Linked DNA regions of Mus musculus: regions 1 and 2 are each linked to region 3. The links are chromatin loops, found by intact Hi-C in ENCODE. Cell type or tissue: heart. All regions are shown on one strand. Each heading gives the region's core, and the rest is flanking DNA. Links, peaks and the distances in the headings are about the cores only.

The links. Hi-C counts contacts between places; a loop is a spot of excess contacts. Peaks named below come from ENCODE experiments on the same cell type or tissue, not always from the same donor. Only the 100,000 strongest peaks of a DNase experiment are listed, where the experiment ranks them.
Region 1: it touches region 3 in a loop (2.0-fold over the local background); 2 of 42 quality-filtered maps call a loop at or near these places.
Region 2: a loop joins it to region 3, with 4 times the contacts of the local background. A loop is called at or near these places in 2 of 42 quality-filtered maps.

The regions. Positions count from the first base shown.
Region 1 is chr4:31,451,982-31,459,597 of GRCm38, forward strand. No RefSeq gene overlaps it. Among named protein-coding and RNA genes, the nearest start is that of Gm42315, 56 kb to the right of the region's middle. In heart, for the core only: no CTCF peak of the experiment used is centred there; no DNase peak of the experiment used is centred there; H3K27ac peaks cover 1,418 bases.
Region 2 is chr4:31,463,940-31,471,555 of GRCm38, forward strand. No RefSeq gene overlaps it. Among named protein-coding and RNA genes, the nearest start is that of Gm42315, 44 kb to the right of the region's middle. In heart, for the core only: no CTCF peak of the experiment used is centred there; no DNase peak of the experiment used is centred there; H3K27ac peaks cover 92 bases.
Region 3 is chr4:31,638,926-31,646,541 of GRCm38, forward strand. No RefSeq gene overlaps it. Among named protein-coding and RNA genes, the nearest start is that of Gm42315, 130 kb to the left of the region's middle. In heart, for the core only: a CTCF peak has its summit at 3,468 (motif pointing left); DNase peaks (open chromatin) are centred at 3,476 and 4,006; H3K27ac peaks cover 507 bases.

The DNA of each region.
Region 1 (7,616 bases), core at 2,045-4,544, 190 kb before region 3:
ACAAGTGTGAAACATTGAAATCAAATATTTCACAATTATTTGTAAAGTGTTTAGAATTCAGTGTAGGTCAAATGGTTTTACCAAGAGGCGAGAGGTAATTCACATAATACATATAGATCACAACTGACAGAGTGTTCAAAGACATGAGCAAAAAAAAAAAAAAAAAGGAATATCACAGAGGGTATTCATGACAAAGAGAAAACTGTATCTCGGCTATACTGTCTCACAAAAGACAGACATTACTGAGATGCTAGGTTATCAGAGCACTTTGGTATATGTATATATATATATACCCGTCACCTATGTGCAATATAACCTTCCAAAGGTATTCATAAAGGACTCCACATTAGGGACTTTTAAACCCAGGCTGGATAACTAATGAGGAAGAAATTTCAAGGAGTCAGTTCTACATAGAGAAACATGCTTTGTTGCTACAAAACATCCTTTCCTGTTGTGCTATCTGATAAGAATTTAAAAATGGGGGAAGAGAAGATTATTCAAATTCCTTTAGTCTCAAATATATCTCTTTTTTTTCCCTAAAGGGTAACTATTCTAATATGACTAATGCAATAAAAGACATAATTTGATTACATAATTATAGGTTTAGATGTACAATTGGTAAGATGATTTTGAGGAAATGAGTGTAAGTCACAGTTGACTAGAGCTTAAGGGGATTTGGGCAAATAAGTCATTTGGCTTCCTTATAGTTCAGACAATCAGCTATGAAATAGGAGAATAGGAGATAGGCCCTCACACACTAGGTTCTCATTTTAATCTACATTTGATAATGTTTATGACATTTATCAAACTGTAAAATGTTTAGAGCATAGTGTGTGGTGTGTGTATGTGTGTGTGTGTGTGTGTGTGTGTGTGTGTGTATTTGAATCAAAATATGTTCTCTAGTGAACTGAAGATGGACTCCACAACAACAAAGGAAACATGAAAACATGCACACACTATAGCTTTGATAGAAGGCAGTTTAATCACCCCTGGATTCAGAAACTCATGTTTAATGAGAAAACTGTGCCTATGTCTAGAGGTTGGGTGAGGTGAAACAGTGCTAGTGAGAGACAAATATACAAAAGCACTGTGAACAAAGACAAACGGCATACCAACTGCAAGTTCAATCTTAAAGTTTTACTGTTAGCTATAGCTAGCTACATTGGAAAGAGTTTGACTTCCCTATTTCTAAACAATGTAGACAGACGGATCCAAAGCTGATTTGAGAGTCTTCTGTCATCTGTGAGCCAGATGACACTCAAATATATGCTGTGCTATCTCAAGTGTATCCTGGTCCTCCTTTTCCAAGACAATGTGATGGCCATTATATCTGAAATCCAAGCAATACAAGAGAGAGAGAGAGAGAGAGAGAGAGAGAGAGAAGGAAGGCAGTAAAGAGCTCAATAGCATCATTTGGAAGAAAGTTCCTTGAACCAGCCACACTAAACTAGACTTCACTCTGTCAGTAAAGCTGCTAAGAATGTAGAAATGGGTGTCTTTTATTCTTTACAGCTATGTATCACCCAAAATTTAGGGATCCTGTGAAACGAAGTAGACATGCTAGAATCAGAAATTAAACATTACCATAATGTTCTATTGAATACCCACAGCAAAACTTAAAAGATCTGATCAGAATCTATGTCTGTTCTGTTCACCAAATCCCTTATTATGAAATAGTTCCTGGAAGACAATAGTGAGACCTTTCCATTGAGACCTATTCCAGAAGAAAGCAACAGAAAGAAAGATTTATTTGGGCTAATAATCTTAGAGGTTCCAATCTGGGCTCAGCTAAAGCTATTGTCTTGGCCTGAGGTAAGGCATAACATCAGAGTATCAGAAATGTGGGACACATGGTAGCAAGGAAGCAGAAAAAGGAGGTCAGGGGACAAGATGCATCTTGTCTGGGGTACCTACTCAGTGACCAATTTTATACATGTAGACCCAACTTTTAATTTTCCTCACTTCTCAATAATGCCATCTTATTATGACTATTCAAGGGAGAAACCAGTTTGTTTGGTCAGAGTGGTCAGGATGCAAATCCTTTCTCAAGCATACTCAAGCAGAGTATGTGAGCCCTCAACGGACAGTAAGCACTCAATCAATATTTGGTAAGTAAACATTTGGTAAGGTCAATGAATGCAGGTTTCCATAGGCACAAAACAATATAAACAGGTTAATAGTATAGCGGTCCGTCAACACACTTTTATAGACTAGAACGAAATAATCAGCTTCTTCATCTACCCCGTGAGCCATGGAGAGCATGCACCTGCGACGTTATATAGGCCGAGATTGCTAGTCAGATTCACCATTTACTGCCCATCATGGTCCTCCAGAGGTTATCACCTCTCGCTGGGACTTAAATCAACTCTAAATATCTAACCAGCAAAGGATTTTCACTGTGTTAAAGTATGACGCAACACAAAATACATTGTCCAACACAGGCTAAGCAGCTCTTAGCCTCTTCTTTCTTTCTCTCTTTCTATATCCCTTATAAAACTTAACTTTCAAAAATTTCTGTGTTTCTGAAGCTATCTTCGGGTAAGGCTGATTGGTGTTCAGAACATAGTGAATCAGGTAAGTACTATGCTTTTTTTTTTTTTTTTCAGCCCAAATCTCCCTTTTGTAGATTCCTACATATGTATGTGTTCAAGTTAAAGCTTTCAAAGGGAGCCCAATTATGAGTTAAGCCCTTGAGAAGGATGTTAAATTTTAACACATAGCTCTATTAATCATGGACATATTTTGTTCTTAAGTATACACACATGAATTTTTAAAAAGCATTTAATTTATGATTAATTACATGCTGTCATATTTTGGTAGTCTGGTAGAAAAAAATCTAATTTGAAGAAATGCTAATGAGGAGACAATGGGGAAATTGCATGACGGTCTTCCCCAAAAATACAAACACAAATTAAAGCGCAAACACATCACCTAAGTTTTAAAACTCTCATCATGTCCCGGTTTTCTCTAATTGATGCGGTTCTAGAAAGTGAAAGTAGCCATGTGGCTGGAGTGTGTTTGGCTGGCTCCAGACACATTTCATCATTGAGCAGTTATTGGAGTGAGTAGCTGCTGTGGCTAAGATAATCACCGAAGACTGAACTCTCTGGAAAAAAAAAAACAAGAATTCAGAAGTAGGTCAAGAATTCCTTCAAAGCTGCAGCTAGCCCGAGAAGCAGCCGAGCTGTCAGCTGCTAATCGAGTAACAGTGTTGATCCTGCAAAATGTTCCCACTGTCCCCAGGAAGGGAGCTGAGAGGAGCATTGTGAAAACTAGAAATTGCTTTTAGGATTTATATTTTTCCAGCCTTCTAAAGGTAGCATTTATGATAATAATCTCATGCTTTCTCCAATTTAATTATAATAAAACACAGGTTCCCAAATCCCATTTCTTATTATTTTTCATTGAGATTTGAGCATTGTTCATCCTCAAAACCACAGTGATTTTTTTTTAATCAGAAAAGCGATTTACCCTTAAGCGCAGTATGTATAACTTTTTAAGTATAAATAGCCATGACCAAATGTTGGCCTGTTTTCCCTCCTAAACTATCTGTTAAGACAAGCCACGGGATGACATGAATTCTTGAGAATTTGCTTGGCCTGAGTTCCGGTCCTTTGCTGCTGTTTGTTTTGTAGAAGAGGCAGGAAGTTGATCTGTGGTCAGTGCCAGAGTTCTGCGCTTTACATCCACTGTAGTACTTTATCCTCCTCAACTGCAGCAAGGGAAAGGCAACAGCCCTGCTACATTTAGGAAGCTCTTATGCCACCCAGCAGTGCAGTTGCTGGAAACATCAGGGCTCAGGATTTATCAGATGACTCCTGACTCTCATAAAGCAACTACGGCTGTGGGACTTAACCAAGATAGAAAGCTAAAGGAAGCTGGGACAACACGAAGCCTTGTTTCCAAAGACAAGTAAGTACCTGCTTAGCAAACAGCCCAACTGCTGAACTAGCAAAGCTAAGCACCTTGAGGATTTGGGCTCAATGGGACAAATTTAATGTTAAGGCTGCCTTCTCACACTTTTGCCACATACCCCAAATCTTATCTTGTGATTCCAGCAATCACTCAGGGCAAACATTTACAAGGCGCTTCAGACTCACAACCAAGAGACCAACAAGAGTTTGATTTAATTTCATCAGAGCTCTTCTTTTGTATGATGTGGGGATAGCAGAAAGCATGGAGCTCTAACATCTACCGCCTATGGAGCACTAAGCAGGCACTGTGCTCATGGTAGTCCTAGTATTCTATGAATTCATTTATCCTTGTAAGTTATGAACTATTATTTCTCTATTTCAGGGATATAAGCAGTGCAGTTTAATATATGAAACAGCTCAGCTGCGTGACCCGCATGGCTAACAGCAATGTGGAACTGGCAGGCAGGTCTGTCAGATGATCAAACCCTTGCACACAATCACTCTGACCCTGCCCCTACTGCCTCCTCTGCCCTCTTGTCAACCTCAACTTCGCCAAAAGGCAAACCTGGTCACACTTTTGCCTGGGCACCAGACAAAATGGACAGGAAGCTTTCTCTAATGTATTCACTAGTTGGTCTAATTTTTATAATTAATGGGATATATACGAAAGGATCCTTCCCTCTGTCAGCATCAAGCTGTTATCAAGCTCAGCTTTTCTCCATTTATATCTTTCTAAGCTGCACATGATCCAGAAATTCGTTCATAAGATTTCAAACCTCCGTGAAATCCACAGGAAAGGCAGAATTTCCATCCCACACTGAACAACACTGTGACTCGGGGACACAGGCTCTGGCTTGACTGGGAGACAAAGTCCTTTCCTGCCTACTGTTCACTAATTGCTTTTGGAATATTTTCCAGTTCCTTGGTTAGAAGCGGGCCTTGGAGTCTTCCTCATTTTATTACTAGAGCAGTCTGTCACTTATTTTTAGCCTTTGCTTGCTATTGACATTTTCACTAATTTTAAAAGCAGAGTTGAGAGGCTTCTGTACATATTGTTAGGAATGGTATTGGCCCTCCCAAAACCCAAGTTCTCAGCACAAGGAAGGTTTATTTGCTCCAAAGGGACAAAGGACAGAGAATAAGAAGCAAAGGCAGGAGATAGAGGATAAAGGAGAAACAGAAGGGAACGAGGGAGAGGGAGGAGGGGTATTTGCACCAGAGTGGAACAAATGACTGCCTCTGAAGAGAGGAGACAGACATGGCCCATAGGAAAATGACAGTTTATAAAGGTCCAAGGGGAAACCCATGTTACAATGAGATTTTTTTTTTTAAATTGGGCATGTTAATTAGGTGAGCCAAAGTGGGCTTTTCATTGCTGGACTTTTAATACTTTGATAGCTGGACCTATCACGAGGTCCTTCAGGAGGAAGGAAATGGCCAAATAAGGAAATAGACCTTGGTGGCTAGCTGTTGGAAATGTAATTTAACAGTTGTTGTTGTTGTTGCTGTTGTTGCTGCTGCTGCTTTGTTTTGTTTTGTTTTGTTTTGTTTTGTTTTGTTTTGTTTTGTTTTTAAGGCAAAGGAGTGGGAGAGAAGCTCACGGCTTGTCAGAGCCATGCTTGCCCTGCTGGCCAGAGCCCCTTCACATACAATATGGAAGTACCTTTGCCTAACTGCATTGTTTCTCGGCTTTCATCCCTGAATCAAAGCACTCTGGTGTTAATTGACTGGAAAGCCTGGCTTACTTGTTCCCAGCTAGATGGGTTGACCTTGTCTCCGGGGACATATGTCACTAAATCCTTGTTGGGAATTCTGTTTCACAGAACAGGGATGTGCAACAGCAAGGGGAATTTTTACCTTGTGCCACCTGATGGGAATGTTTGTCTTTTCTCATGAACGGCTCTGTTTGGTGCTGAGGATCTCTGAGGGACCCAGGACCACAGCTCATGCTTAATAATCAGTCAGGCTTCCTTACACACACATTTCTCTGTGCATCAGGGGAAGATTCCACTGCCGAACCCCACAATATTTTAAAATCAGTGTCCTGTGTGACCTTGGAAACTTTAGCTGACAATTTTTAAATCGTGTAACTTGGGGAAAGAAAACACAAGCTATCGCTTTCTATTTTGCCTGTCACCTTGATTGCTTGAATCACAGAGTGACATCCGTTTAATGGCTGAAAATATCCTCTCTAATTCGGGCTTAAAGGAGTTTCTACACTACTTGTGTTTCCTTTTCACATCTGAAGAGTAAATACTCCACAGAAACTAAGGAAACCGTAGTGACTGAAGCAAGCAACTTTTCCCTAACCGCCAGGGAGGTGCTTGTGCCAGTTACTAGGTGGGTGCGCCTCTGAAACTGAAAGCATTTAGCATTTAAAGCAGTGCTTCTCAACCTGTTTGTCACAATCCCATCCTGGTCTAATGACCCTTTCATAGGCTTTGCCTTCCACTATCTGAAAACACAAATACTTACATTACAACTCATAACAGAAGCAAGTTTACAGTTATGAAGTAGCCATGAAAAGTGTTTTATGGTTGGCGGAAGGTCACCACAATATGCAGAACTGTATAAAAGGGTCACAGCAGTAGGAAGGTTGAGAACCACTGACCTAAAGTCAAACATTGTCTTAGGTAGGAGGTCTCCAGGTATACCTTTGATAATAATAAAAAAAAAGAATAAATCAGGAAAGACTGGGGTATTGGCTCATTGGACTGGAATCATCTTGCCACAGGCTCCAATAGAAAGTTCTAGAAAGTCAAATGTAAATAGTAAACAATTTCAGCTGTCGAAGAGCCTCGCTGGGGAGGAGAAATTGCTCCTGCTGTTGTCACAGATAATCTGGAATCTGCCACTCTTGGGTGCTGATGAATCCACGTTGAGTACTTGTTGTATAGGACAGGCAAGTTTCTAAGACTGTAAAAGGGAAACGGTGAGAGCCCCGAATATTCACTAACTTGGTTCCAAGTATCTGTGGTTTCAGGACACCAACCCAGAGAAGGGGAATGATGGAGACACACTACAGCTCTCAGGAGGGAATGCTGACTCTCCTCTTTGTTCCCTTCAAAGAGCATCTATCAATTCCAGCAAGGTTTCAGAGTAGGAAAATAACGCCAAAGTCGTTTTGCACAGAGAAGCTGAGAAATTCTGTTGTATAAAAAGGCACTTGTCTCCGTGTCTACAAAAGTTTGTTAATTGTTCTAAGAATGATTCTTCTAATTTTGTTTGTTTGTGTGAGGCTATTATTGTGGAGGCTTATTGGGCTAAAAATATACCCCAAAAATCAGCTAGAAACAGAAACAGCCATTCTATGGCATAATTTTTGTTTCACTTTAAAATTTGCAGTTTCTTTCATATGATGTTTAGTCTTTGCCGAATCCCTGGGAGCCTCATAGCAATCTTCAGAGAAGGCAACTAAGTCTCTTTTTGCGTGATTGCCAGGAATAAATAAAAAAAGTAAATATAGCATTTTAAAACTCTAGGGCATTAGATTAACAATTTGACAATTAAATTCCTGGCTTTCAAAAAGACTATTTGTTTTCTGCCATATATTTTCAGAGAATGATTTTCAGAATGATAAAATCATAGCTCTTGGACAAGCATACAAAGAAACCAGTGAGCATAATAAAACAAGCTCAAAATTTACTTAAGAAGATTCCTTCACAGAGAGAACAATATATGCAGGTGAACAGTTTAATAGAT
Region 2 (7,616 bases), core at 2,045-4,544, 180 kb before region 3:
TCAACCTGCCTGTTTCCTGGGATCCACAACCTCTCTGACTCTCTGCAGCTACACTGTCTCTTCATGCTCTGAGCATTTGTGATCCCCTCCCACCTTCTGGACTTTAGGCAGAGAGGTCCATCTTCTGGGAACAAGAGCTCCACTGTGTACCTGTCTAGGGCATGGTGTACCCTGTAGTTCATTCTTCAGTGAAACTTCCTGTTTTCACAGGTTTTAGGTTCCACTCCATATATACAGAACATCCCCCATGACACCACCTTCCTTCCCACAACGTCTGGATCGGTGTAACTCTCATTGAGTGAGATTCACGAAAACAAAGACAACATCTGTCATATTCTATCACCACCACTTACTATAGCTTCTGAATAAAATATGTTCTAAGGTACCAAATGGACATGTTTACATGGGGCAAATGAAAGCAGTCAATTGTAGTATCCAACCTTATTTGAAAATCTAGAGATTTTCTGTTGTACTCATTGATGCATCCTTATCTTGCAATGCCCTAGCACATGCCTATATAAAACCATGAGCAAAGGGTATAGATAGCCTAGGAAATTGTTCTACACATCAATGCAGGTAAAAGTTCGGTAACATAAAATGAAAAAAAAACCCATATTATCAATCTACTATGGAAGTTGAATATATAAATACAAGATATAGATGACTAATTTTTATTATATTGAGAATCAGTACTTTATAATTCCAAATTCAATAAATATAATAATGTATAAGATGTAAGTTACAAAAATCCTACTACCTAATTAAACTTGGTTTGGTGTACAGATTCCCACGAAGATTCACTACATGACACACACATATACACACAAATACACAGACACATACAGAGAAAGACACAAACACAGGAGCAGCACAGGGGGATCGGGGTGGTGAAAATTACATATTTCTAGTCAGTTTTATATAGAGTGAAATTAAAGATCTTCCTCGATTTTATAATTCATCATTTATTCACACAATTATGTGTTATATATTTTAACTAAAATAAGATTGTAATATGCACACTGTTTCAGAGTTTGCTTCCTACCACTTCCGCTGCTGTAAGTATGCCATGAGAGCCATTTACTTCAGACCAGAGGGCATGCATTTTTGTACAGAATAAAAAGCACATTTGTGCTTATATTCTTGTATATACTTTTAATGTTCCAGTGATCGCTAAGTTTTAACTTTGCTAGCAATTGCTCATGACTGTGACTTAAATTATTATATCATATGAGAAGGAACAACATAGCCTGAGCCTGAAAATATTTTAAATTTTTAATCCATGTATCTCCTTTTATCAACCCAATGGAAGTGCACTGGTACATCTCTGTTTACTATGTCATATTGTGAACACTGCCACTGGTCAACACAAATATTTAAACTGCAAAATGCATCTATGAATACCTAAGTAGGCTCATCTGTTCACCAACAGGTCTACCATTAAAAATAAAGTATGCCCTCAGTCCAATCTAAAGAAATTGCTTTGGTCTAAATATGCAGCTCTACCTAACCAATACCCTTTGCATTTCCAATTCCCTTCTCCCTAGACCATCACAATATGGCAGTATGTCTAAAACCACAGGCTTAATATTTCCAAATAACATGAATAATACCGATTTTATTATTTCATGTGATAGCTTAAAGGCACAGAGCTGTGGCCTAGTTATAACCATATATATAGTGCCTAAAACCAAATGCAGCACATAGTGGGTTCTTTTAAATGTTTAGTTGGATAGTACAAAACAGAGCAATAAGTTATGAAGACATCCTCACTAAACCTCAATCAACTAACAATAAAATGTGATATACTGTCTTTTTATATATCCCTAAATATTGTCACTATAATAATGAAACAAGGTGCGCTGTCAAAAGAACAGTTTCCCAGCAATCTATGCACAAACACAAAGAATAACAAATTGGTAGTGTTTATCTGTTTCTTCTAAGATCATCCATGAAAGTTTCAGTCTACAAGGAATATAATAACGCAAAGTTATAACGTGTTTCTTAAATGTTTTAGTCAAAACTGCCTAGCAAGCACAGTCAGATTAATTTAAAATTCAACAGAACCATTATCCCACTTGAAATTCCCCAAATTACCAGTATTCAAGCAAAGTGTTAATATTTTGAATACACGCACATATACGTATTTACCAATTTCTTTATGTAAAATGGAGCGTACTGGCATCATTCCATCAAGAATACAGAACCAGAAATCCTGGGAAGACTCAAATAAATAACCCAAACAGTACATAGACATTTTTACCTATGAGTTTCCTCAGATTTTCCTTAGAGTTTCTCAGTATCAGTCAAGAGAAGATAGCATAACCCTCATTAACATAACAGAAAGTACTCTAAGGATATATTCAGTCTTCCCAATTGATTTCAAATAGCTCAAGGTTTGCTGCATAATGTATTAGACTTGATCTATACAGTATGGATTTGTACGAAAATGAATCAATACTGAAATGAATAGCTTCTTTCAACGCAGAGACTCTTATCCAACTAAAGGCAGATATATTGAGGAGTGCTTCCCATGCGGAAGGTCTGAATAAACACAGCACTGAACACAGGCAACGTGTTAGACCATTGGTACCCAGAGCAAGTCCTAAAAGCAAGCACTACCCCAACCATGCTCTGTTAAACAGAGTCTGCTAAGGGTTCTCAGACTCTGCCTGTGGAACTGGAAAATTGTATGTCAGAACTAAACAACAAGAAAACCTGATTTTTCTTGTTCATGGAACATATTGCCTCAAAGGTCAGGGTGAAGCCAAGCGGAATCAGGAAAGATTCACATTGGACCATCTAGTCTTCACTCAACATAAAATGACTGTTTTCTTGGTCTTATGAGTATATCTGAGTCCACTAACCCAACAGCATGCACACAGAGTCAGAGGCAGAAAAAGAAGCAGGTTAAGGATGCAGTTGAGGAGACTACATAGATGGAAGAAATAGTTCAAGAGAACACATGAAAATCATGCCTTCTAAAGTACAGAAACTGCACTCACTAGTGCTTATGAACTAAATAATATCTTAGTGGCCAGTAACAGGTCAAAAATACCTCCCTGAAAAAACAAACAAACAAACAAACAAACAAAAATACTTCCCTGCATTAAGACCTAAAGGGGTGATTAGAGGTAAACTCAGGAGTGAGGAGAGAGCATTTTTTTCTTCTATGTAATATATATATATATATATATATATATATATATAATACAGCTGGTCATCTTTTTTTTTTCATTTTTTATTAGGTATTTAGCTCATTTACATTTCCAATGCTATACCAAAAGTCCCCCATACCCACCCACCCCCACTCCCCTACCCACCCACTCCCCCTTTTCGGCCCTGGCGTTCCCCTGTACTGGGGCATATAAAGTTTGCGTGTCCAATGGGCCTCTCTTTCCAGTGATGGCCGACTAGGCCATCTTTTGATACATATGCAGCTAGAGTCAAGAGCTCCGGGGTACTGGTTAGTTCATAATGTTGTTCCACCTATAGGGTTGCAGATCCCTTTAGCTCCTTGGGTACTTTCTCTAGCTCCTCCATTGGGAGCCCTGTGATCCATCCATTAGCTGACTGTGAGCATCCACTTCTGTGTTTGCTAGGCCCCGGCATAGTCTCACAAGAGACAGCTACATCTGGGTCCTTTCGATAAAATCTTGCTAGTGTATGCAATGGTGTCAACGTTTGGATGCTGATTATGGGATGGATCCCTGGATAGAAGATGCCCCAACTGGTAAGAAGGACACATGCTCCACTACGTTCATAGCAGCCTTATTTATAATAGCCAGAAGCTGGAAAGAACCTAGATGCCCATCAACAGAGGAATGGATACAGAAAATGTGGTACAGCTGGTCATCTTTAAGTGAGGACAGTGAAACAGGTGAAGGACTCAGGTCAAAGGGAAGTAGGCAGTAACTTTACAAATATGTAGTGAACTGGTAGTGAAGGTTGGAAGCACACATTGCCTGACTGTGTTATAGCTCAGAGAACCATGAGCAGTAAACTTGGGGAAAAGAATGCACATGGACACCCCAAATACCTTTAAATATGTAATACCTTTTCACATGAAAGGAACATTGAGTGTCTTCTGCACGATGCCAGATGGCCAAAATAGGTTTCCAGATAAAATTTATAAGAAAGCAAATTGTGATTCACTGACAATATATATAACCATAGTGCCATCATGTCAGGCACTGCATGAGGCAGATGAGCTCAGCCGTGCTGAAGGCAGGACTCCTGTCCTTACTGCACATTCTTATAAGAGAGAGAAACTTACAAGCAAGTTATTATTTGCTATTGTGCTGAAAAAGACACAAATATGATATTAAGAAGCCTGAAACTCCAAGAGCCCTGGCCTCTTTCCCCCAGGAAAGTCTCATCGAGAAAAAAAAGATACAGCCAACCATCAGCTGAAAATCCTGCAGATGAGAAAGCAGGAAAGACCAAGGCTGGTAGAAGAAGGAGCTTGGCTAAGCCACTGCAGAGAGAAAGCCAGACAGAGGAAATGCGGGTGAGAACAGTGTGGGAAACAGACAGAAAGCCAGAGCCAGAATACGGGGCTTCAGAGACTTGGTACAGAGCCCGAGTACAGCGCTTCACACGCGTACGGAGGAGTTTGGTCCCTGAGTTTCATCCCAAGATCCTTGGATTGGCTCTGATGTGCTTCACACAGAGGTGTAAAATCATCACACTGTGACATAGGGAGAGAATGACAGAAGTCCAGCAGGAGAATCGGGGCCCATAAATAACTGTAAATGACTTTTGTGTCTAGACACAAAAGGGAAGGAGTGATGAAAGGGCAGCGGAAGACAAACATGGCAGCCATCCACAAAAATAATTAATTCTGAAATTAACTGGGGTTCTGTGACACCGAGACAACAGAGAGAAACGAGGAAGGGAGTCAGCGATAAATTGCAGGGCACATGAAATGGGAGAGGGAACAGAGAGTTTTCTATGATAAAAGGAAAGGATTTTCATTCAGCCACTGAGGTATGATAAGGCAAGACTCAGCTTTGGGGAAGGACTGAACCATTGTCAAGCCAGAGAAGAAACACGGAACACCGAGCTAGGGAAAGACAGCTGGCTTTATAGGCAGCAAAACCCTGGAAATAGTGAGAGCCCTAGTAGTGAATCAAAGTAGCCCAAGGCACGTGCACACCAAGAAAGAAATAAAGAGAACTTAGACTTGTCAGTTTCCAAGGCAAAGCTGATTGTAGATGGTGGAAGTGGGCATTATGGCAACATCCCAGAGAGTGTACACAAAGTCATGAGCATCAGCTTCCTGCCGTGCTGTGGGAGAATCCTTTGCCAGAACCAGCCCTGCTCTCCCCACACCTCCCAGCCTTTGTAGCTGTGATAAAATCAATTGTTATCATTTAAGCTCCCCAGTCTGTGGTGTTTCGATGTGGAAGCTTCAGCAGTTTAATACAAGTCATTTGTCCAGTTGCAATTCACTGAATCCTCTCTTTGGGGACATAGTACATAAAACTAAGATTCTCTGTTAAAATCAGCGTTTAAAAGAAAATCCTAAGGCAGAAAAATTAACCATTAGTTAATTTTTATTAATTTTGAGAATACTAGCTTTTCTCCTTGGGAATTCAGAAGTATTTCTTCTCCCTTTGATGCTGAAATTGATCTCTGGCCACACTAGCTGGTGAACCCTGTGCAAAGGTGGAAGGCAGATGCTTTGTTTCTGGATATGGTCACTGTGCATCATGCTTCTTTAATGTTTGCCAGAGCCCAGCAGAATTCTGCTGCTTGTCGCTAACCTATAACAGCCATGCAGCATGAGTAAGAAGTAACTCTTTACTAATCTAAATCACTGAGTTTTGGAATTAACTGTTACTATAACAAATTAGAGGACATTGCTGTATACACTATTTTTTTCTAGGCCACAGAGCTGCAAAACAGAGAAAGATACTAGACTCTGTACATGGGCATTCGCTGGTCATGATTTCCTTGTGTGGTTAAATGTCTAACTGTAATCCATTCTGCAAGCTGAATGTGAGGTTCGCAGACCACGTTTTAAAACCAGAACACTCAGTGCCAGCTCAAGACTAGGACATTGCTATGTAAATATTTCTGTTTCCTACCCAGTGTTATCGTAGCTGTCAGGGTAGAGATAAACTAACTGCACAGAATGTAGAGTGTTAGAAGCATCCAAAACAAGGCTTAAAAGGATGAACTAGATTAGAAACCCATAGGATTCTCTAATCCTATAACCCCCAAAATTGTAAGATATACCCCTGAAGAGTCCAGTCATGCCACAAAGTACTACAAGGAAATCCCCAGACACATTCACTCTTTTATCTTCCCCAAGACTTCTGTACAATCCTTGTGTAATTCCTGATGCTTTGAAAGTTGCTCCTGAGTGGATCTGACTGCCCCAAACTATTCACTGATATATGTTGGTATATCAGTGAGTCAGAAAGGATGAGAGAAAAGAAAGAAACTCAAACAGGATAAAACCCTACTCAAAAAGCAGAGTGAATCTTCATAAATATATTTTCCACTGGCACTAGAAAGGGGAAAATCGTGTTACCAGGGTGCTGGCAGACTGATTTCTTCCAAGCATCAGTCAGTAGGTGATAAGCTTAGAATGTAACCTAAGATTTTATCTTCCCTAAGAGAGTTGCCACTGCTTTCACATGACAGCAACTTCATGAGATATCCTGAGCTGTCGTTCCCATTTTATAGACAGAACAACAGTTCCTGCCTGGAACTCAGCATCTGCCTTAGACCCACTGCCTGTACACTGTCACGACTTAGACAATCCATAGAAGCAGAGTTTTGCCACTAAGAAATTTTATACAATGGATCTTTCTGGCCAAAGAACCTATAAGTCTGTATGGTCTAGCTGGTATACAGAAATGACCATAGTACATACCTTTCATCCCAAACAATGGCAGTAAAGTTAGTTTGTAGAAGGAAGCACCCATGTTTGAAAGTGATGTGTAGCTGAGGGACAAAAAAGATGATGAATCAGAGAAAGATTTAACAGAATGAGTCAGAGACAGAATACACCAAACTCTCTCAAGAACAGTACAAGAAAAAGAGGTGATGAGAGAGAGAGAGACAGAGAGAGAGAGAGACAGAGAGAGACAGAGAGAGAGAGAGAGAGAGAGAGAGAGAGATGAGTTTTAAAGAAAGATTGTGCAGATGAAGACAAAAAGAGCCAGAGAAGGATCCAGAAGATTAGAACAAATTGCCAGAGTTAGTTTGAGGGCAATAAGAGCAATTCATTGAGAAGCTTACAGAAACCAGATGGAAACAGCCAGTTTGGAGAGGAATTTGAGACAGAACAGCTGAGTTAAACCAGCCAGTCGGAGTTCAGAAAGAACTAGAAAGGGTGAGCCTATTCATCAGTGTGTCTCAATGGGAATGAAACATTCTAGGCCTAGGTTAGCAGATGGATGCTGGGAATTGAAACCTTCAAGGTGATCAAAGGTTAGAAATGTTCAGACCTATGCCTATGCCTAGCGATAGTTAGCTACAAACACTCTAGACTTAGCCCAAGCCATGCACTGGTAAAGCTTGGATATAGCTCTCATCTCATCACTTCATCTGCAGAAACACAAGTGACATTTACATTTGCAGAATTCTGCTGATCTGTGGGGTGG
Region 3 (7,616 bases), core at 2,522-5,021:
AGTTGATCATGTTCAGTATTTTGTTGCAGCAAAAGAAGGCTAAGTAACAGGGATTATTCTCCAATGCTCTCTCCATGACTTATCCTAGATGAGAAGGAGGCATAGGATGTGAGTTGCCAACCTTGACTGATGTGATGATGCTTCATTTGCTCACTGGAGCCTACCTTTGTTTGTATGCTAATCAAGGCCAACGGTAGTAAAGCCATGCATAGTCACAGCGCTGCACTGTAATAACTTCCCCTTCCCTACCTGCAGTTGGGGAGTTTTTCTAAAGCATTTGAATGAATGATGTCAGTTTTTGAAGATGTTGTAAGGACTATGAGAGAGGCAGAAGGAAGGAAGGTGGGAGGGACCTGACTATACAGGAATCTTAATAGATTCCCATGAGTGGAGCACATATCCACAGTTGAGCATTTCTCATATGCCACTCTAGAAATTACATCCTTGGGGATAACCCAGTTGGGCATTGTCTGCATTTCCTCCTCTGCTCTTTTATCTTCTTCCACTGTAATGGATAATGCCTTCAGCCTCCTGCAAGGTTTACTCGGCTTAAAGCTCCAATTATTCACATGCTTGTAGAACAGCTGTTTTCTTCACCGTCTGGCCTTAAATCATACATTTGAAATATTTCTAAAGTTCCAGCATGAAGTGGTTATAGATTCACCTTCTTAAGTTGCATGCCAGAAATCATGTATGCTTGTTACCATATTCCTGAGGGATATGGTATTCTCAGGAAGGACGACTTCCCTAAGGTTGGTCACAGAAGAATGAAGAAAATGACGGGTGCCATAGAACAGATACTATTTTCAATTGCAAGGGAAACAGAAGGACAGGCCATGCAATTTTTAAGCCATCACATCAAACCTACCTAGAGTGCTTCCTGACCCATCGACTTGCACATGAATGATAACCAATGCTCCCTTTTGAGCTTAGTGATCACGAGTCTGAAAGAGACAGAGGAATAAAAGATAGCTAAGTTGGGGGTCTTAATCAATGTTAAGAAGTCGCTGGGCTGCTACAAGTGAGATTGGCAAATGGACAGAAGAGGAAACATGGGTCGGTCCCTTTCTGCACTCAGGGGCAGGTCAAGAACGCAGGCTTCACTAAATATCCATGGGATTTTTATTATAGCAAAGGGATGACATTGCTAGTAGAAGACAGAGAAGACTCTTTGTAGAGAAGACTGAGGCAACATGGAACTGATAATTGTAGGAAGCCATGCATTTTGGTCTGGGCAAACATGAGGAAGGACCAGACCTTATAATGCAGAAGTTCTTTGGACTGGGCTCTAACACCTGAGAGGGACTCTTCCCAGAAAAGCTCCCTAAGTCACTACAGTTAATGCAGCTAGAAGACAGCCCTCCATTGTTGCTAGTGGTGGCTTTGCGGGACACTATGAGAGAGTAACAGAGCTAGAGAAAGTTTCCAGCTAGGAAAGAAGGCTGATCTCCATCCCTGATCACTGACTCTATCCTGCTTTCAGGAACATGAAACGAATGGAAAAGAGTAAGTTCCTTCTTGTCCCATCCCACTATCGCCCTCTGGAGTCCTAAGGACAAAACCTAGATGTTCTCAATGCAATCAATGCTCACTGAGTCATTTAGTGTTACCTGCATGTGCATGGCTGTGAGATCATCTTACTAGAGTGTGGGTTGCCTCTCAGGGCCAGAATCCCTGAAGAACAATGACTCTCCCTTGCTAGGCTAGCAGCTGTCAACTATCAGACAGGGGGCGGAACTTCATAAGCCCCACCCACCCCCTCATCTCTTCTGGCTCTTTTGCCTTTACCTTGTGACCCCCTCATCAATTCCAGTATTTCAGCTGCCTTGACCTTGTGTTTACATGTGCTGTACCAACACTGTGAGCTGATCTGTGTAGCTTCACTGCCGTGTCCTACATATTGTTTTGCTAAACTGACTCAGTGAGCATCATACTGAAAACACACAGAGGTAGCGTACATAAAGGAGAAATGTGGTGAATGGGAGAGGAGTTAGAAAGGAAGGCGTGGCTCGCAACACATTATATGCATGCATGCATATTAAATAGAATTTTTAAATAACTTCGTATAATGTGCTATTAACTACAAAATAGCAGGTTTGGGGAGAGCAAAATCAACTGGGGGTACGTTTTTCATTTTGAATCCCTGCTACAGCTCTGCTATACAAAGATAAACCGGCTAGAAGGGTGGCTTGGAAGAGCCCTATTTTCTGGTGTCGGCTGACTGATGTGGTGTAAATACTCACACTATGACCAACTACAAGCTATCCACCGCTTGTCATTGCCTGGGGCATTAGGGAAAAAAAATGTCAAAAACCGATTTTCCCTAAGCCGGTAGGAGTTAGCTACTGCAGTGTTGGTGGGTGGAGAAGAATGAGAGCTGTGACTGAAAAGGGCCTAGAAATAAGAGTTATAATTTAAGTCACAGGAGGGAGGGACACAACACTTGTCGGGAGAACAGAAAGGCCCTGGAAAACAGTGATCAGACGAGTGAAAGAAGGAAGGAAGAGGCCCCCAGTGATGAGCTGTAAGCAGCCATCTACCTGACAGACCAGCGTGGTAAACTGCCTGACCTACTTTATGGAGGATAAGCATTTTGCTCTCCCATTGTCGATCCTAATATTTTCTATATAGTGCCTGGGAAAATAAATTGTATCTGTTCAAACTTCTGAAGCTAAGACGTGAATTTTATATGAGAAATGAGGCATATGTATAGCTTCCATTTTTCAGTCCAGAGATCAAATGCTTTTTCCTGTGACTTTGAGAGATGTCTCCTTTCTTTGTACTGAGTAGGCTAATAGTACAAATAAATTTATTCTGTGCTGTTTCTGATACATGGTGTGACAGCCCTATGCAGTCTATTGCTAATGGCCTTGTTCACAAGCTCGAGTCTGGTAAAATATTAAATTCAGCTATAAAATGACTACATTAAAAATTGAATTAATAATGATTAGAATTAAGTATTAACCATTCGATTTAATTTAAAAATAAATCCATAGACCTTTAAGTCTCCTTATGGGGAAAAATAAACAGAGTTAATAAGCTTGACAAATATTTAATAAATATTTAAATTCACACGCACACCCTATATGGAGAAGATAAAAAGTTAAAATTTGATTATCATGTGTTACAAAACCGTCTGAGGCCCTGCTTTTATGGTGTCCTTGAGCTGAACTAGAAAGCCAGTGTGGAATAAGCCTGTGTTTTCAAAGAGAACACATATAAACTGGAATCAAGACTCGGTTCACATTTTCAAGAAACCAGCGAGGGCTAATCATTTACGATGCTTTAGAATGGAAAGCAAAGGATCGGGGTGCTGGTGGTTATTAAATATGTGGCATATTCCATTCCAGCACAAACGCCTGAGCACACCCAGAGTGGAGCAGCGGCAGCTGCAGCCACAGAGGTGGGAGGGAGAACCTGGTTTTGCTGCAAACCATGCAGTCTTAGCCTCCTCTGCAGGATCGCTTCGTGCACACTCTGCCACCTTGTGTGATGTGTATATACTACAACCCAAAACATCTTCAGTCCTTGTTCCATTAGCCCTGCACATACCACTTCCACACGCACACATGAGAGAGAGAGAGAGAGAGAGAGAGAGAGAGAGAGAGAGAGAGAGAGAGAGAGAGAGTCCTATTTCAAGGGCTAATAAATCATTTATGAAGTGAAAGGAACTGGTTTTACTTTGTGGAGACCGTTATCTTGGGAGCCTTAGCTAATGGTGCAGGCACAGGGGAATGAACGCAGTGTGTTTGTTCCACGGTGCTCAGAGGATACTCACCCCAGGGCACCTTGGCACGGAGATGAACAGGAGAATGGAGGAGCACCACACTCATCCCAGGTCTCTAGGAACAAGGTCTATAGCCAACTGTTCTTGTCAGTATTCCACAAGCCTTACCCACCATTGTGCGGGCATTGAGGCCAGCTCCTCCCCACCCCATAGACTTTCTGTTTTTATGCCTCTGCTTAGTAACCACAGCAGGAACTTGGAACGAGACATAGCAAATGACTTCTCTGACCCCTCTGATTCAACACAGGAGAATGCAGCTAGCAGCCAAAAGCTGATGATGCTAGGAAGTTAGAGACATGAAATGCTGAAGCCACAGAGCTGGGTAACGTTTAATTCCCCCAGACCATGCACTCTGAACAAATTTGACTGACAGCAGGCCAACTGTCTTTAGGCTTGTCGGTATGATCTGTTTGGGCAAAGGACTGTACTGAATATACACCAGTTACAAAGTCCAAATCAGATGCAATTCTTAGCATTTCTAGTTCCCGAACGCCATCTTCAACACTACAGGCCTGGAGGAGTGTCTGCTTAAATTGCTATACTTGGAAAAAGTGATCATTTTTAATAATAACATTTTCCCCGTAAGAGCTGTCATTGCTCTTTCATTTCTTTATCTAAAATCCCATCACTTACCATGACCACAAAGAGATGCAGTGTCAACATTTCAGAGAAGGCTGCCTCTGAAGAGATGGCCCCAGAGGGGCTGTTACATTTGCTGAGCCTTGGCTTGGATATTCATTCTACTCCTCCATTGAATCTTCAAATGATCTCAACAGCAGTGGACAGGAGATAACAAAGCTCACTGTGGTAAACTTTGTGTGCATACAGTCAATAACATAGAAAATGTGCAGCACATAAGAGGCACATATCAGCTATCACTCCTAACATTATAAATGACATTAGGTCAAATGCAGTTTGAAAAGAGATCAGAGAGCAGAAGACATGGTGTGCTTTGAATGAGAAATTCCCTACCCCATCCCACCTGCCCACCCCACCCCACCCATCCACCCACACCCCCTGCCACACAGATACTAGGCTCATGTATTTGATTACTTGGTCCCAGTTGGTGGCACTCTTTGGGGAGGTTATAGACCTTTAGATATGATGCATTGCTGGGGCATATGTCATTTGGAGCTGACTTTGAAGGCTCGCAGCCTTGGAGGGCTTCCTTTTCTGTCTCTCTGCTTCCTGCTCATAGTTGAAATGTGAATAGCTAGCTTTCTGCCCCTGCTGCCATGCCAGCTTATTGCCATGCATTCTCCACCATGACCAATTCAATCTCTCTAGCATCATAAGGCAAAACAAAACCCGTCTTTCTTAATTTGATTTTCTCAGGGCATTTAATGATAGCATTAATTAATGATAGAAAGGTAACTAATATAGAAAAGAATATGAGTGTAGTATGTTTCCTGAGACAAAACTATATGTTCATGCTTAATACTTTGCTATGTTTGAGAAAATGGTTGTTTTTCTTTAATTACATTTGCATAAATTCATTAGCAAGAGCTTAAAGGGGATATTTTGGTATATGTGGTATCTGAATGAGGATGGCCGCTGTAGACTCATAAATTTAAATGCTTAGTCCTAAGTTCATGAAACAAACAGTTTCCCAAACAGGGAAGGATTAGGGGGTTTGGCTTCTTGGAGGGAAATGTGTTACTAAGGAGTGGTCTTTGAGATTTTAAAAGCTTACTCCATTTACAGTTTGTTCTCTCTCTCTCTCTCTCTCTCTCTCTCTCTCTCTCTCTCTCTCTCTCTCTCTCTCTCCTCCCTCCCTCCCTCCTACTCTCTAATGGAGATGTATTCTCTCAACTACTGCTCAAGTGCTGTGCCTCCTGCAATGATAGTCACACACTTGCGCTCTGAAACTCTAAGGACCAAAATAAGCTCTTTCTTCCATGTTACCTTGGTCATCATGTTTCTTCATAGCAATAAAAAAGTAATTAAGACAGAAATGGGAACCAGGCAGTAGGTTATTGTTGTGATAGACCTGACTATATATTTTTTTTTGAGAAATGTGAAAGATTGTTCAGACTTTGGACTAGAAAAGCAGCTAAATGCTGCAAGCAGGGTTTAATGGGCCATCCTACTAGGAGCTTGGAAGACAGTAGTACTGAGAGCCATGTGGCTCTGAAATAATACTGGATTATTTCAGAGGGGAATAATATTAGCAATTGGGCTAGAGACAATTCTTATAATATTTTGGCAATGAATGTGACTGCTTTTTGCCCTTCCCCTAAGAATCTACCTGAGGCTAAAATGAAGAGTTTTGAACTATTTCCCTTGATAAAGGAGACTGCAAGACAGCCTGATATTGACTCTGCTATGTGGTTATTTGTGACTACTCTTCTGTAGGTATATAATAAGAAAAGAGAAAGCAAAGCTAAAAAAAAATGCAAAAATGTAGAGTTAGGATAGAAAAAAGAATACCAGAATACTTAATAGTTTGTGCAAAAAGAGATAAAGAGAAATCAAATTAAGGGAATGGAGTCTACAGAAGACTCAGCCCAGATAATCCTGCAACTTGTGAAAAGAAAAGGCCTATGGGATTATTGGTTCCTAAAGAGCAATAATAAATCAAAGCTTATACAAATGGAATTCAAGAAAAGGACAGGTTCCATTCCAAACACCTGAAGAAACCTGGTAGTATTAGCCACACAGTTCTGGTTTTAGCATCATGAAGGATACAGAAGTAAATGGATTGTGAAGTCTTTCTAGGAAATTAAGAAAGGCCACAGAGGCTTGCCATATGGCAGAGGAGTCCCTCCGTGGTGGCTCAGAGAGATCATTGCATACAGTTGTGAATGTGAACCCTGGATTGTGTTGGAGACTGCAGATGTGCCAGATGCTGAAGCTGTGGACTACCTGCCAAGGAGAACTTCCAAAAGAGAGTGGAACCAGCCTAAGGGAAGTGTGTTGGAGTCAGCAAAGCTGGGAGAGAAGAACTAGCTAAGCCCTGTGAGATCAGATATAGAACTAAAGGACTTGGAATTAGCCCTGCTGGGTATTAGCCCTGCTGGACCAAATAGTTCCTCCCTATGGTCCTATTCCTCCTCCTCTTTGGAATGTGTGTGTGTATATACATATATATATATATACATATATATGTGTATGTGTATATACATATATATGTATGCATGCATATATACATATATGTGTGTGTTATATATAACATATAGTATAGTAGTGTTAATATTAATATATATAATATATATTTGAACTCTGCCATTGCATGTTAGGTTTTCTAGGGAGTTATAACTTTTGTGAAACTGTTGAGACTGAAAGACTATAGAGTTTTGAAACTAGACTAACTGTATTGCTTGCTTTATGACATGGCTGCAAGTCTCTAGGTGTCAAGGAGTAAACTGGTGGTTTGAATGAGACCTGCCCCCATAGGTTCATATACTTGAATGCTTGATTCTCACTTGGTGAAACTGTTTGGGGAGCTGGGAGTCATGGCCTTTTACAGGGGAGTTGTGTCACTCAGGAGTGGGCTTTGGGGTTCCACAAGCCCACACTGTTCCCCCACTAGCCTCGCTTTATCTCTCTGCCTCTTAGTTGTGGGTAAAGATACAGGCTCTCAGTTACTGCTCTAGCACCGTGCCTTTCCCTGCTGCCGTGCCCTCCACCGTCATGGCCATGGGCTCAGACTCTACGACTATAACCCCCATCAACTCTATCTTCTAGAAGTTGGCTTGATCATGGTGTCTCTTCACAGCAATAGAAAGGTAACTATGACAGTATATTATGATGAATTTTGTCAAGTTGTAAACAACAAAGAAATTAAAATGACAGAATTTCAGCTCATAGTTTAGCAGTATTATCCTTG